Regions from separate parts of the Homo sapiens genome. Here regions 1 and 3 are each linked to region 2. Evidence: chromatin contacts called from ENCODE Hi-C or POLR2A ChIA-PET data. All regions are on one chromosome and are shown on one strand. Each heading gives the region's core, a stretch centred on a gene start or an enhancer-like site at or near the end of the contact. The rest is flanking DNA. Distances are from core to core; before and after follow the strand shown. Region 1 holds the start of LINC01451 (long intergenic non-protein coding RNA 1451). Region 2 holds the start of SNAPC4 (small nuclear RNA activating complex polypeptide 4). Region 3 overlaps CCDC187 (coiled-coil domain containing 187).

What was found. Hi-C counts contacts between places; a loop is a spot of excess contacts on that map. ChIA-PET counts read pairs that join two places held with the same protein, here RNA polymerase II (POLR2A). Pooled maps may share reads with other maps.
Region 1: a loop to region 2 is called in a pooled map, with 2.4 times the contacts of the local background. The contact joins the promoter of LINC01451 here to the promoter of SNAPC4 in region 2. A Hi-C loop is called at or near these places in 1 of 50 pooled maps. POLR2A ChIA-PET finds 5 or more read pairs at or near these places in 2 of 52 experiments (A549 and activated naive CD4-positive, alpha-beta T cell).
Region 3: a map of B cell shows a loop between it and region 2 (22-fold over the local background). The contact joins the enhancer-like site here to the promoter of SNAPC4 in region 2. A Hi-C loop is called at or near these places in 2 of 168 maps with a recorded cell type or tissue (B cell and CD4-positive, alpha-beta memory T cell), 1 of 37 single-sample maps with no recorded cell type and 9 of 50 pooled maps. POLR2A ChIA-PET finds 5 or more read pairs at or near these places in 1 of 52 experiments (naive thymus-derived CD8-positive, alpha-beta T cell).

What each region holds. Positions count from the first base shown.
Region 1 is chr9:136,615,115-136,619,059 of GRCh38, reverse strand. LINC01451 (long intergenic non-protein coding RNA 1451) reads left to right here and starts at 1,879. Exons shown (of 3, transcript NR_135288.1): 1 at 1,879-3,945. RefSeq lists a silencer at 3,449-3,743.
Region 2 is chr9:136,397,776-136,401,598 of GRCh38, reverse strand. It overlaps SNAPC4 (small nuclear RNA activating complex polypeptide 4), which reads left to right and starts at 1,429. Exons shown (of 24, transcript NM_003086.4): 1 at 1,429-1,465; 2 at 3,162-3,300. The coding sequence starts at 3,171. RefSeq lists silencers at 982-1,031, 1,182-1,391, 1,462-1,591, 1,662-1,771 and enhancers at 280-1,216, 2,946-3,823.
Region 3 is chr9:136,266,166-136,270,081 of GRCh38, reverse strand. CCDC187 (coiled-coil domain containing 187) reads left to right here. Exons shown (of 26, transcript NM_001378188.1): 15 at 1,957-2,033; 16 at 2,571-2,698. Among named protein-coding and RNA genes, the nearest start is that of QSOX2, 22 kb to the right of the region's middle. RefSeq lists an enhancer at 2,376-2,445 and silencers at 2,246-2,621, 2,686-2,845. Within about 2 kb of position 2,666, at least 13 of the 41 ENCODE cell types and tissues checked have a DNase peak (open chromatin) inside an H3K27ac peak, as active enhancers do.

The sequences.
Region 1 (3,945 bases), core at 630-3,129, 220 kb before region 2:
CTGTTCCCGCAGGAAAGTGGCAGCCGGGAGAGCAGGGGCAGGCCAAGGACCTCAGGCACCCCAGGCCTCCGCCTCCTCTCCTGGGACCCGCCTCCCTCACACTCCCTCCTTGGCCCCAGGGGACATCTGAGGTGGGGGCTGCAGTGTCCTGGCGCCCAGGCTGAGTCTCCACTGCCCAGACTGCCCCGTGCTCCTGCGTCCAGAGCCGGCATGTCCTGGCCCAGCTGCGGCTGTTGGGCTGTGGCTCAGAGCCTGGCCTCGGGGCCGGTGTGACTTGGGTGGGGTTCTGCCACTTGCTGGTGGTGTGACCCAGCCAGCAGCCTCGGCTTCTTCACCACTTCCCTCACAGGATAAGGAAGTGAAAGATGGCAGGTGCTTACGGAGCAGTGGGCGCCCACGGAGACTGGCCACGGCCACGCAGGGGTGCAGGGGGATGGCCAGGGTCCCGTCCACGTGGGACTTAGGTCTCACTTAGTTCCAAGGAGAGCTGTGCCCCGGGAACCGGCCTCCATGCTGCCTGCACCACCAGCTCCTGCGCCTCGAGGGGCCGCACCCGGCAGAAGTGCCTGGTGTGGGGCCTTCGTCGAGGCAGGTCTTGGCTGGCAGCACCTGCCACAGGCCTGCGCTGGGTTCAGCACGTGCTTCACAAAACAGCAAGTAATGCCTGCACTACAGAGGAAAATTGGCCAGTGCGGAGGTGGGAGGAGAGGAAAAAACAGGGCTGGGCTGGCTGGAGATCCCCGCTGGGGCTGGTGGCCCCCCAGGCCTCCCCCAGGTGGTTCTCACACAGGCAGAGCGGCCGGGCAGGACTTCCCAGCACCTGTGCCTTTCCCCCAGGTGACAGCAGGCCAGACACCACGTGCTGACAGTGACTCTGAGTTTGTGTCGCCTTTTCCTTTAAAAGAATGACCTCTCCTTCAGCCCAAACCCTCTTCCATACACCTCGGCAAGCCCACCTCTTCCCTAGCTTCTCCTAGGCTGGCTGTGGCTGGTGTGGGTGCCCGGCTGACAGCCCCACCTAGGGCCCTCTCATGTCCTTCTGGTTTTGGCTGCTGGGGAGTTTACTGCCCTGGAAGGCAGTTTCCACACTAGCTCTCTGCCAGCCGCTCTCTGCACCTGCCTGGGAGGCCTCCAGGCACGCCCCTGCCCAGCCTCTTCATGTGGGAGTCCCAGGGGCAGCAGCCGCCGGGGCCAGGCCTTCCGGCCAAGCTCAGATGCCTGCTCTTTCCAGAGCCTCCCGATCGCCCCAAGTAGAGGAGCCTACAGAGCTGCCCCCAGCAAGGAGCCTCTTCTCACCCACGATCTCTTTCATTTTGCAGCGGCTCAGGGTGCCGCCATTCTCTCCAACTCACAGGGGAGAGGACAGGACAGAGACACTCACCGGAGGGCACCTGGTCTGGAGGGGCCGCCTCCTTCAGCTCCAACCAGCCCCAGGCCCTGCAAAGCCCCTGAGGGCCAGGCCCACCCGATGCTGCTCGACTCAGTAGCCTGGCCCAGCGTGGCGGCACAGCTTGCAGGAGGCACGAACCTGTTCCCAGCACACGGGCCCCACCACTTCCCGCCATACCGTTTGGGGCTCGCGTCTCCTGTGTGGGTGCTGGTCCCAGACCTGGGGCCTGCCAGTCCCCACACCAGTGCCATCGAACTCCAAGGGCCCTGTCCTCCCCACTCCGCCACACCCCGTGGGCGGCCCACATCTCCTGCACGGCTCTCAGCCCCTCCCCCTGCAGTCCTGAGGGTCTCCCCATAATGGCCCTCTTTGGCACTTCCTAAACCCAAAGAGGCAACAGATCAGAGACAGGCAGGGCTGGCCGAGGCTCCTGCAGGGAAGTGGGCAAGGCCCTCCCTCAGGCCTGTGCCCCCAGCCCCCAATCCCACACCCCCATCACCCCCAGGTCGCCCTGCAGGCACTGTGTGTTTGGACAGCTGGAAGCAGAGCTCGGCCTGTGACCTGCCTGGTCCAGCAACTGGACCTTCTGGAGGTGAGCCTGGGAGTGGCCGAGCAGAGGAAATCACCCCCATGGGGAGGTAGGGGAGGGGTGAGGCCCCCCCCACCAGGTTCTGGAATGTTCCGTGGGCTGGATCCTGGAGAACCCACTTCTCTGGGCTCCAGAAAGGCAAGGGCAATGTTTCTTTGACCTGAGAAAGCAAAGCAGCCCCCCGACATCCTTCCACACACTCATCCCCTCTGGTGGGGAGCCGGGGGGACACATATGAGATGGACAGGGTGGGGGCCCACACCCCAGGCTACTCGGACAGCAGGGGTCAATCCCGACGGGCTGGAGAAACCTCAGGCCCCAAGTGCACCAATGGCCCAGATGGCTGGAGACCTCTTCCTTTGTCTCCTCTGTCTCCAAGATCCAGGAGCCCAGGCTCAGCCTGCGAACCACCTGGCCCTGGCCCTGGAGGGGGATGGGGAGGGTCTGTGACCATCCTGGGGGGTATCTGCGCCCCCTTCTTCTACCTGGGGACAAGGGCGCGAAGTCCCATGCAGCCCCCATGCAGCCTCACGTGCCTGACGATGGGAGCCAGGCCAGCCCCTCACACGGGTGCTCCTGGGCAGCCTCTCTGGTAGCCTGGACGAGTCACCCCAGGGGCACATGCTCCAGGCAGCCCCCTCACCTCAGGGGGCATGGGAGGCGCTGGGGGTCTTCAGCTGGTGATGGGGTGACTGACGAGGATCAGCCCCAACCCCGGGGTCCTCTGGCCGCTGGCAACCGGAGCACTCCCCCAGTTGGAGCTGAACCATGACTCCAGTCCTTCCCAAGAGATGGTGGGGAATCGTCACCATGGCTGGAGTCCCGCAGACTGGGCAGGCCAGACAGGCCCTTGGAGGAGGCTGGTGGGATCCGAGTGGGCAGAGGGGAGACGGAGGAGGGAAAGGCAGCCCCAGCCTGCGGTGGTGCTTGTCCTGGGCGGGAGGGGCCCTGCTGTCACTGACGTGGGAACCACCGAGTCACCGGAGGGGCAGGGGCAGAGGGGTCTCGGTGGAAAGGGGGTCCCCAGAGGCCTTGGGAGACGGGGGAGGTGCCTAGGGCTCTCTGGCCTTGGTCTCTACCAGCTCAACGAGGGCTTTGTTCCAGGGGCCCCTGGGTCCCTCTGCCTCCAACAATCTGGGCTGCGTTTTCTGAGCACCTACTGTGTGCTGGGTGTGGGCGTCCGGGCAGGCACTGACTAAGCCTTGTCCCTCCCCAGAGTCACAGTGAGACACACAGCCACATCCTGTAAATGAAGACCTCGTGGCTCAGAGAGGTCAGGTAACTTCCCCAAAGCCTGTCTGGCCTCCCAGCACCATCCCTAGTCCCAGAGGGGAGGTGGAATGAAGGCAGGGCTAAGGCCAGGCTGCATGGAGGCAGAGGCACCTGCCGGCCTGCAGGACCAAAGGTTCTATTGGAGGCAGTGCCTGGGCAGACAAAGGCCCTCAGATTCACAAGCTGAAGCCCTAGCACCCAGGGCCCCAGTGTGCTACTGTGTTTGGAGACAGGTAAAGGTTGTCAAGGTAAGACAGGGTGGCCCTGATCCAATATGACTGGCGTCCTTGTAAGAAGAGGAGATTGGGACAGACACGCCCCGAGGGATGGCCATGTGAGGGCGCCTCAGGAAGACGGTGTGCAAGAGCGGGAAGCGGGGCCTCGGAAGAGCCAGCCCTTGGATCTCGGGCTTCCAGGAGAATCAGTTCCTGCAGTTGAAGCCACCAGGGTCTGTGCAACTTTGTCACAGCTGCCCGAGCTGACAAATTCACCTGACTTAAGCCCCCCGCCCCACCCGACCACAGTGTCACCCAGATGCTTGGCAGGTGCTGTGGCAGGGGCTGGGTCCCTGCTCGACCTTCGGGTGCCGGGGTGTCCCGTATAAGAGCAGCACAGCCACCGCCACGGCCACTCGCAGTTCCAGGCTCCGGGCAGCATCTGGGACCCCAGTTCCTGTTGTGAGAGGCTCCCCACT
Region 2 (3,823 bases), core at 180-2,679:
GGCCAGAGCTTTCCAGCAGTCACTGTGGAGCGGTCCTGCTGCGTAGCCCTATGCGCCTCCTGCTCCTGCTGGTTGGTGAAAGCAGGCTCTGGATTCTGTTGGCAGAGCTGACTTGAGACAGGGTGCTGTGGTTGGGAAGTGCCGGAATGAGGTTCTGAGTGTATAGGCAGCTCTGGGAGCCCTGTAGCAGCAGGATGGGGGCATCTGGGGAGGATGCCTCAGGCCACAGGCCTTCCCTGAGGCCCTTTGGGAGAGACAGCATTTGATGGGGTGGGGGTCACAAAGGCCAGATCGCCAGGCGGGTCCCATCCACCAGATGCGTGTGAAGTGGGGTGGTCCCCTGGCCCTCATGCCAGCAGCTCATGGAGCAGGTGGGGCCCAGGGAAGCGCGGTGGGGATGGGCATGTGGGTTTTGCGCACCCCTCTCTTTTGATGTCTGTGTTTGAAGCGTTTGATAGTAAGAAGTTTAAAAATACAATTTGTGGCGCGGTATTTAGTGCCTGCCTTCTGCCTCCAGATTTCAAGCCCGATGCAGGGACTGAAACGAGGCGCTCGAGGAGCCCCCAGCCGCCTGGTTCCATCCCCTCCATCTGTTTCTTGCCAATCCCTAGCTCCCAGTTTGGCCTCACCTGGGCCTAGCCCTTTGCCACCAAAAGCCCACCTCCTAGGTAGGCAGGGCAAACCCTCTTTATAGTTCTCCAGCTGATGCCCCTAGCTCACCCCAGGCTGGAGTGGAGGCCCCCTCAACTGGCTGGGCCCAGGATGTCTTTGCAGCACCGATACTTAGAAGCTCTCAGGAGCCAGGAACTGTAGGCCCCTGCCCAGCTCCCGGCCGAGTTAGCCCTGGCACGTTCCTGAAGGAATGAATGCCCACTTAGGGGAGGGCCCCGGGGCAGCTCTCCAGGCCAGGAGACCCCAGAGGGTGTGCACAGGTGACCAGGGAAGCGAGTTTGTGTGGTGCGGGCCCCCACCCTCTGGCCTCAGTCTCCTGCACGTGCCTGGAGATCGGCCTGGCCTCGGCGATCCTGAGCATGCAGGGCAGGCTGGGGAAAAAGCCTTTCACGTAGACTTTCTCATCCGTTGCTTAACCAAACCCCAACATGTCCGTTAACAGAGGATGAAACAAGCACAGAGAGGTCCAGCGATGGCCGAAGGTCACAGCCAGTAAGGGCCGGTCTTCCGGATCGTGACCAGGTGGCCGGGTGCCTGTCCCTGTCTGTCCCCTGCCTTGAGGTCCCGCGTCCACCCGCGCCCCTCCAGAGCGCGCGGAGGCGGCCCCCAGGGCGGCCGCGCGAGGGCAGCATCGAGCCGTTCGCCTCTCTAGTCCCGGCAGGCCGCAGCGGCCGTCCCGGCGTGCCCCGCGCCTCAGGAGGCGGGACTTCCGGCGCGCGGCGCTCTTGTTCTGCAGCCGCCGGAAGCGTCGAGTCTGCAGTCGCCCGGGCGACGGCGGGGTCCGCGCGGCCAGGTAAGGTGTGCGCCCAGCAGGTGAGGCGCGGGTGGCGTCGGCAGCTTCAGGGCTCTCCCCGTGGAGGGGGCGCTGTCCCGAGGAGCGGATAGCCGAGGCCCGGGACGGGGGCGGGGCAGCGCCCAAAGTCGGGGAAACTGAGGCCCGGCGTGGCCCCCGTCCGGCCGAGCCTGGGCGCGCGGGGATTCTGGCCCTGGGAGCCCCTCGGCTGGGAGCGGGCTGCGGGCTCCGAGGAGGCTCCGGCGGGGCGGCCCCGGCTGCAGGGCGCCCGCGTGCGTCTCGGGGACTGCGCCGGCGATTCCGCGGTGGCCGAGCCTCGGAGGGGGTTTCCCCAGTTCACGCAGCGAGCAGGAGGCGGAACTGGGCCTGGGCCGGGTCTGTCTCCCAAGCCAGTGCCTAAACGCCCATCGTCCTGGCGCATCCTGGGGTTCCCTGGGCCCAGCCGAGTCTGGGTGGCGTCCCCGCAGCTGGGGCTGGAGGGACCGCCTGCTGCGCTCCGTCTTGGTGGGCAGCCCTCATGACCAGCCCTTGGGAGAGGGGTGCGGGGAGAGGGACAGCCCCTGATGTCAGTGGCTCAGCACGTGTGACTTTGACCTCCTTCCTGCTGATCATTGCTCACCTGAGCGACACGGGGAGGGGGAGGCAGCAGCCTCGTGTGAGGCTTCCAGAGGAAAGCGTCTCCGCCGGCCCGGAGGCGCTGAACCAGCCTGCGGTCGCTGCCAGCTCTGCCTCTGGCCGGCTGTTAACTGAGTTTACAGGTTCACAAGCATTTCGGGCATAAACAAGGGGCTTTGTGAAGGAGTGAGGGGACCTGGGCTGCTGATGCGGCTAACGGTGCTCGCGGGTGGATGCTTTGGTTTTGTTCCAGTTGGGCAGGGCCCCAGTCAGCCTCCAGCAGGGAGAGCCACGCCAAGGACGGGGGAGGGCGTTTCTCTTTGTTGTTGGGTGTTTTGGGCTCCCGGGTCTGTGCTAGTGATTCCTTTAGATTTTCTCTGCTAATGTTTCATTCTCCCACTCTCTCTCTAGCGTCCTTCTCCCTTCAGACTTCCTGGACCACAGTTCCTAAGAAAAAAGCTTGACAAACATTTGTTAGTGTCAGGCACTGCCACGTTCCAGGCGTTGTTCTGGATGTACAGAGAACAGCCAGCCTTCCCTTTGGGAGCTTCCTTCCCAACCATGCTGTTAGTGCCTGCCACCTGGGCAGTCTCAGTGTGTGTCTCTGTGAACGTTTCTCAAATGCCCTCTGTGGTCCGGCTCTGTGTCATGGGAGAGCAGGATGGCCAAAGTGGGTCACGGGCTGTGTCCTTGCCCTGTAGTGACTTTGCCACTGCACCCCACACCTTCTACGCTGGGTGGCCAGTTTCCATGTGGCTTGGTGTGGGAGCAGAGACGGGACAGTGGGGCCTGTCCTTGTTCATCCACTCCCTGCCTGTGCTGGTTGCAGCCTCAGAGCAGGCGGGAGATGTTCTTGGGGCTTAGGCTCCTGGCAGAGCACATAGCAGGAGTTTGTGGGGTCTGAGGTTCCTGTCCCAGGGTTCCCCGATTCTGTGCCTGGCCTATTAATCTTTCTCTGGGGAGCCCAGTGCCCACTGCCGAGCAGGCTCCTGCCATCCCCCATGGGCGGGTGTGTCTGAAGGAGAATGGGATCCCGGCACGGTCTTGGTTTCTAACATCTCGGGGTGTGTTTTGGAGGCAGGCGGGAGTCATGGATGTAGATGCTGAAAGAGAGAAGATAACACAGGAGATCAAGGAGCTGGAAAGGATTTTGGATCCCGGCTCCTCGGGCTCCCACGTGGAGATCTCAGAATCAAGTCTCGAGTCAGATTCTGAAGCAGGTAAGCCCCTTGTACCTAGCCTCCTGGGGTCCTGGTAAGAACAGCTGGTCTGCCTCCTGGGTTCCTCTCAGGCACATTAGGGAGTGATGGTAGCCGGGTGTGGTTTCTCAGGCCTGTAAACCCAGGGACTCCTGAGGCTGAGGTGAGAGCATTGTTTGATCCCAGGAGTTCATGTCCAGCCTGGACAACGCAGCAAGACCCTGTCTCTAAAAATAATAATAATAATAATAAACGATGGCTGGTGCTGCTTGGACCAGACCCAATTTTTTGCCAACACTGGTGTCTTTCTGTACTCCAGCCAGAGAGCTTCTGACAATTCCTCCTTTGCTAGCCCCTGAACCAGCTGGCTGTGTGTGTACACTGGGCTCTAGGCATCCCAGGGTCTGGGCCTGGCCTCCTTGGGCCTGTGCAGGGCTTCTGGAGTGGACCATCCTGGGAGGAGGGGGCAGGCCTGAACCTCACCAGATGGCAGTCTGGACAGTCCATGCCTGGATGGTCAACACAGCTCACACCCCTAGGATCT
Region 3 (3,916 bases), core at 1,417-3,916, 130 kb after region 2:
GCTCTTTGTATTCTTTTATTCTTTTTTCTTCTCTGTTTCCTTTTGGATAGTTTCTATTGCTATATCTTCCAGTTCGTTCATCTCTCCTTCTGCAGTGTCTAGTCTGCCCTTCATCCCATCCAGTGTGTTTTTCATCTCAAGTGATTTAATTTTCATCAGTTTACACATTCCATTTGGATCTTTTCGTTTTATATCCTCTGTGGCTCTACTTAACATCTTAACATATGCGATAGAGTTACGAAACTTCTAATGTCCTTCTCTGCCAATTCTCACACCCACGTCAAGCCTGGGATACTGTTAATAAATTATCCTGCTCATTACTGGTTGTGTTTTTCTGGTTTCTTTGCATATCTTCTGGGCCCTGTGAATTTTACCTTGCTGAGTGCTAGATATTTTTGTATTCTTGTAAACATTCCTTTTTTTTAATTTTTCCTTTTGAGACAGTCTCACTCTGTTGCCAGGCTGGAGTGCAGTGGCGCAATCTCAGCTCACTGCAACCTCTACCACCCAGGTTCAAGCAATTCCCCTGCCTCAGCCTCCCGAGTACCTGGGACTACAGGCGCCCACCACCACGCCCAGCTAATTTTTTGTATTTTAGTAGAGACGGGGTTTCACCATGTTAGCCAGGATGGTCTCCATCTCCTGACCTCGTGATCCACCCACCTTGGCCTCCCAAAGTGCTGGGATTACAGGCGTGAGCCACCGCACTGGCCCCTATAAACATTCTTAAGCTTTCTTCGGGACTGCAGTTATTTAGAAGTAATTTGGTCCTTTCAGACTTTTCATTAATAGTGTGTTAGGTCGATCTGGATCAGTGCTCAGCCTGGGGCTAATCATTTCCGACAGTCAAGGCAAGAACGTTCTGTGTACACTGCCTGCCCAGTGACCTGGGAGTCCTAAGGTCCTCCAGCCTGACTACTGGAAACAGGCGTCATTACCAGGCTTCCAGTCCCCCGGAACGCTTCTGTCCCAGCATCTGGTAGCTTCTTGACACGCATTCATCCATCAGTTCTCTACTGAATACTCCAGAGGGACACTTGATACATCTCAGAGGTCCTCTCTCTGTGCGACTCTCTCCTCTCTGACACTCTGCCCCCACAAACTCCAGCTGCCTTGGTCCTCCCAGACTCTCTGCTGTCTCCTCTACCCAGGGAGTCCTCCAGCTCAGCCAGCTTCCCCTCCCTCACCATAGCCTGGCAACTCTCTGAGGCAGTAAGCCGTGAGCATCGCAAGTCTCCTCCCCTCCTTTGTTTTCTGTCTCTCAGGGATCACTGTGCTATGTTGCCTCAAGTCCAGTGCCTGGAAAACTGTTATTTCATATGTGTGTGTGAAAAAATATATATATATGTATACACACACATATCTCTATATAAACACACATGTGTGTGTGTATTTACGTGATTTTTTCAGTTGTTGCAGATGGGATGGCAAAGCCAAAATCCAGTCCCTTTTGCTCTGTCTTTGGTGGGAGGGAACGTCCTTAAGGATCGCTTGAAGTACAGGCTCCTTTTTCCATCACTCAGAACAGAAGCATGGCCAGCAGAGGTCGGCAGCAGGTCAGCTACTTCAGCTGGGGATCTGGGATCTGCTGTCACCTGCCAGCTCCTTGGTGCTAGACCCCGACAGCCCTTCTCCCTCTCTGGGCCTCACTCTCCCCTCCTTTAGAAGCCTGTAGACGCAGAGCAGCTGGGCTGTCTCCCTGAGCTTCCTCTACTTTTGGTCTGGTCTTTCCCATGATCAGTAGGGTCACAAACCACAACTTCACATCAAGAGACTGCCTGTCCCTTCCCGCGTGGTCTTGTGGATTCTGCGTGAAGCCCTGTGTGTCCGGGATGGGATGGGGACACTAAACTGCCCTAGACCTCCTACTTTTATGAGGCCCTCCGGTAGAAATGGCCCCTGACACGGGGCACTCAGACCCCCTACATGACCCAACCATGGCGCTTCCTTCCTCAGAGGTGGAGGGCCCTGACGGAGCCCTCTCCCAGCTTCCCCTGGCCAAGTTCTTCCCTCCGGACAACCCCACCCACCAGGTACGTGGAGAGGTCCCCTGGGGGAGAGGCACAATTTCAGGACCCAGCACGGCCCTGGTAGTGGGCCCCGGACCCAACTGTCCTTCCACTAAGAAGGGCCAAGGCAGGTCCTGGGTTGGGAGGTTCTTCCGGCGATCGCGTCACCCGCTCTTCCAGCTGACAGCTACCCAAGCCCGTTCCTCCCGCCCTGGGTGACAGAGGGGGGCAGGCATTTCAACATGGTGCTTTGGGCAGGGTTAGCCCCCGCCCAGGTTGTATATTTTAGGGCAGGTGGCCTGGGCTTCCTGGATCAGGGCTGGTGGTGAGGCCGAGATGCTAAAGATCCTGCCTGCCCCGCCAGCTCACAGTCGGGGAAGCGAGGGCGGCATAGGGGGATGGGAGGGGCGGGCAGTCCGAGAGGGCTTCTCGGAGGCGGTGGCCTGTGCTGGGAGCGGTCTAGAAGCTAGGCGGTGACGCGGCCCACCCTACTGGAGCCCCGCGAGGCCCGGAAGCACCGAACCCAGAGCTTTAGGGGCCTTGGGCCGCTTCAAGCTGCAGATGCTGGAGCGGAGCCTGCGGGAGGAGGAGCTGCGAGCACAGCACCAGGCCGCGCTGCTGCGCCTGCGAGAGATGGCGCTCCAGGAGAAAACGCTCGCGGAGCTGGCCTGGCTGGAGCATCGACGAGGGTGAGCGCATGCGCCTGGCGCCGGCCCCGCCCCGCCGTAGCCCCGCCCTGCTGTAGCCCCGCCCTGCTGTAGCCCCGCCCCCTCCCTGCCCCGTCCGGGTCCCGCCCGTGGCCCCGACAGCGTTTTGAGAAACAAGAGGTACTGGTCCAAACAGTAATAGGTGTTTGCTGAAACTTACATAAGGCAGTAAAGTACTCAATACACAAATAAAAAAATACCCCCATCGTTCCAAAGGTGACCTCTGAGATCATCTTTGTGCATACTTTGTTTTTTTGTTTTGTTTTGTTTTGTTTTGAGACAGAGTTTCGCTCTTGTTGCTCAGGCTGGAGTGTAGAGGCGCGTGGCGCGATCTAGGCTCACTGCAACCTCCGCCTCCCAGGTTCAAGGGATTCTCCTGCCTCAGTCTCCCGAGTAGCTGGGACTACAGGTGTGCGCCACCACGCCCAGCTAATTTTGTATTTTTAGTAGAGATGGGGTTTCTCCATGTTGGTCAGGCTGGTCTCGAACTCCCTACCTCAGTTGATCCGCCAGCCACGGCCTCTCAAAGTGCTGGGATTACAGGCGAGAGCCACCACGCCCAGTGCGGATACTCTGTTTTGGGGAGAAACACACATGGCTATTTCAACTTGCAAATGGGCAGTACGTGCTGTTTTGTAACTTGCGTTTTCAATTTATATGTCAGGAAAACCTTTCTGTGTAGCTACATAACCGCTATAACACACAGGGCGCACCGGCGTAGAGACAGGGCTGTAACTCCCTTCGCTTGTCCCGGATCTCCGGGCCTCTAGGTTGTCTCCAACGTTTTGCCATTATTAATGAAGATAGAGAGATCATTTCCTTAAGGTAAAACCTTAGAAATGGAATGACCGGGTCAGTGAGAATGCATCTGGAAGCCGCTTGATACTGCCACATTGGTCTCCAGAAAGGTGATTCCAGTTAACATCCTCACCCGGTGTCTGAGCGGGCCAGACTGAGGGTGTTTATTCCATGATGGGTGGGGGGTGGATGTGGGTGACCCCCACCTCCCTCCCCAGAGGACCCACTGGCCTGGGCTGGGCCTTCAGGGTGGCAGGGGCGGCTCTCGGCTAGCCTTTGTCTCTTTAGACCCAAAAGTCCAAAAGTGGCTGTGAGGGGTGGAAGAGTGACAGCCCGGGTTGGGCCATCTGGCCACCCCAAGGCTTCCAAGCCTGTCCACGCATGGCTGCGTCCTCCCTGGTG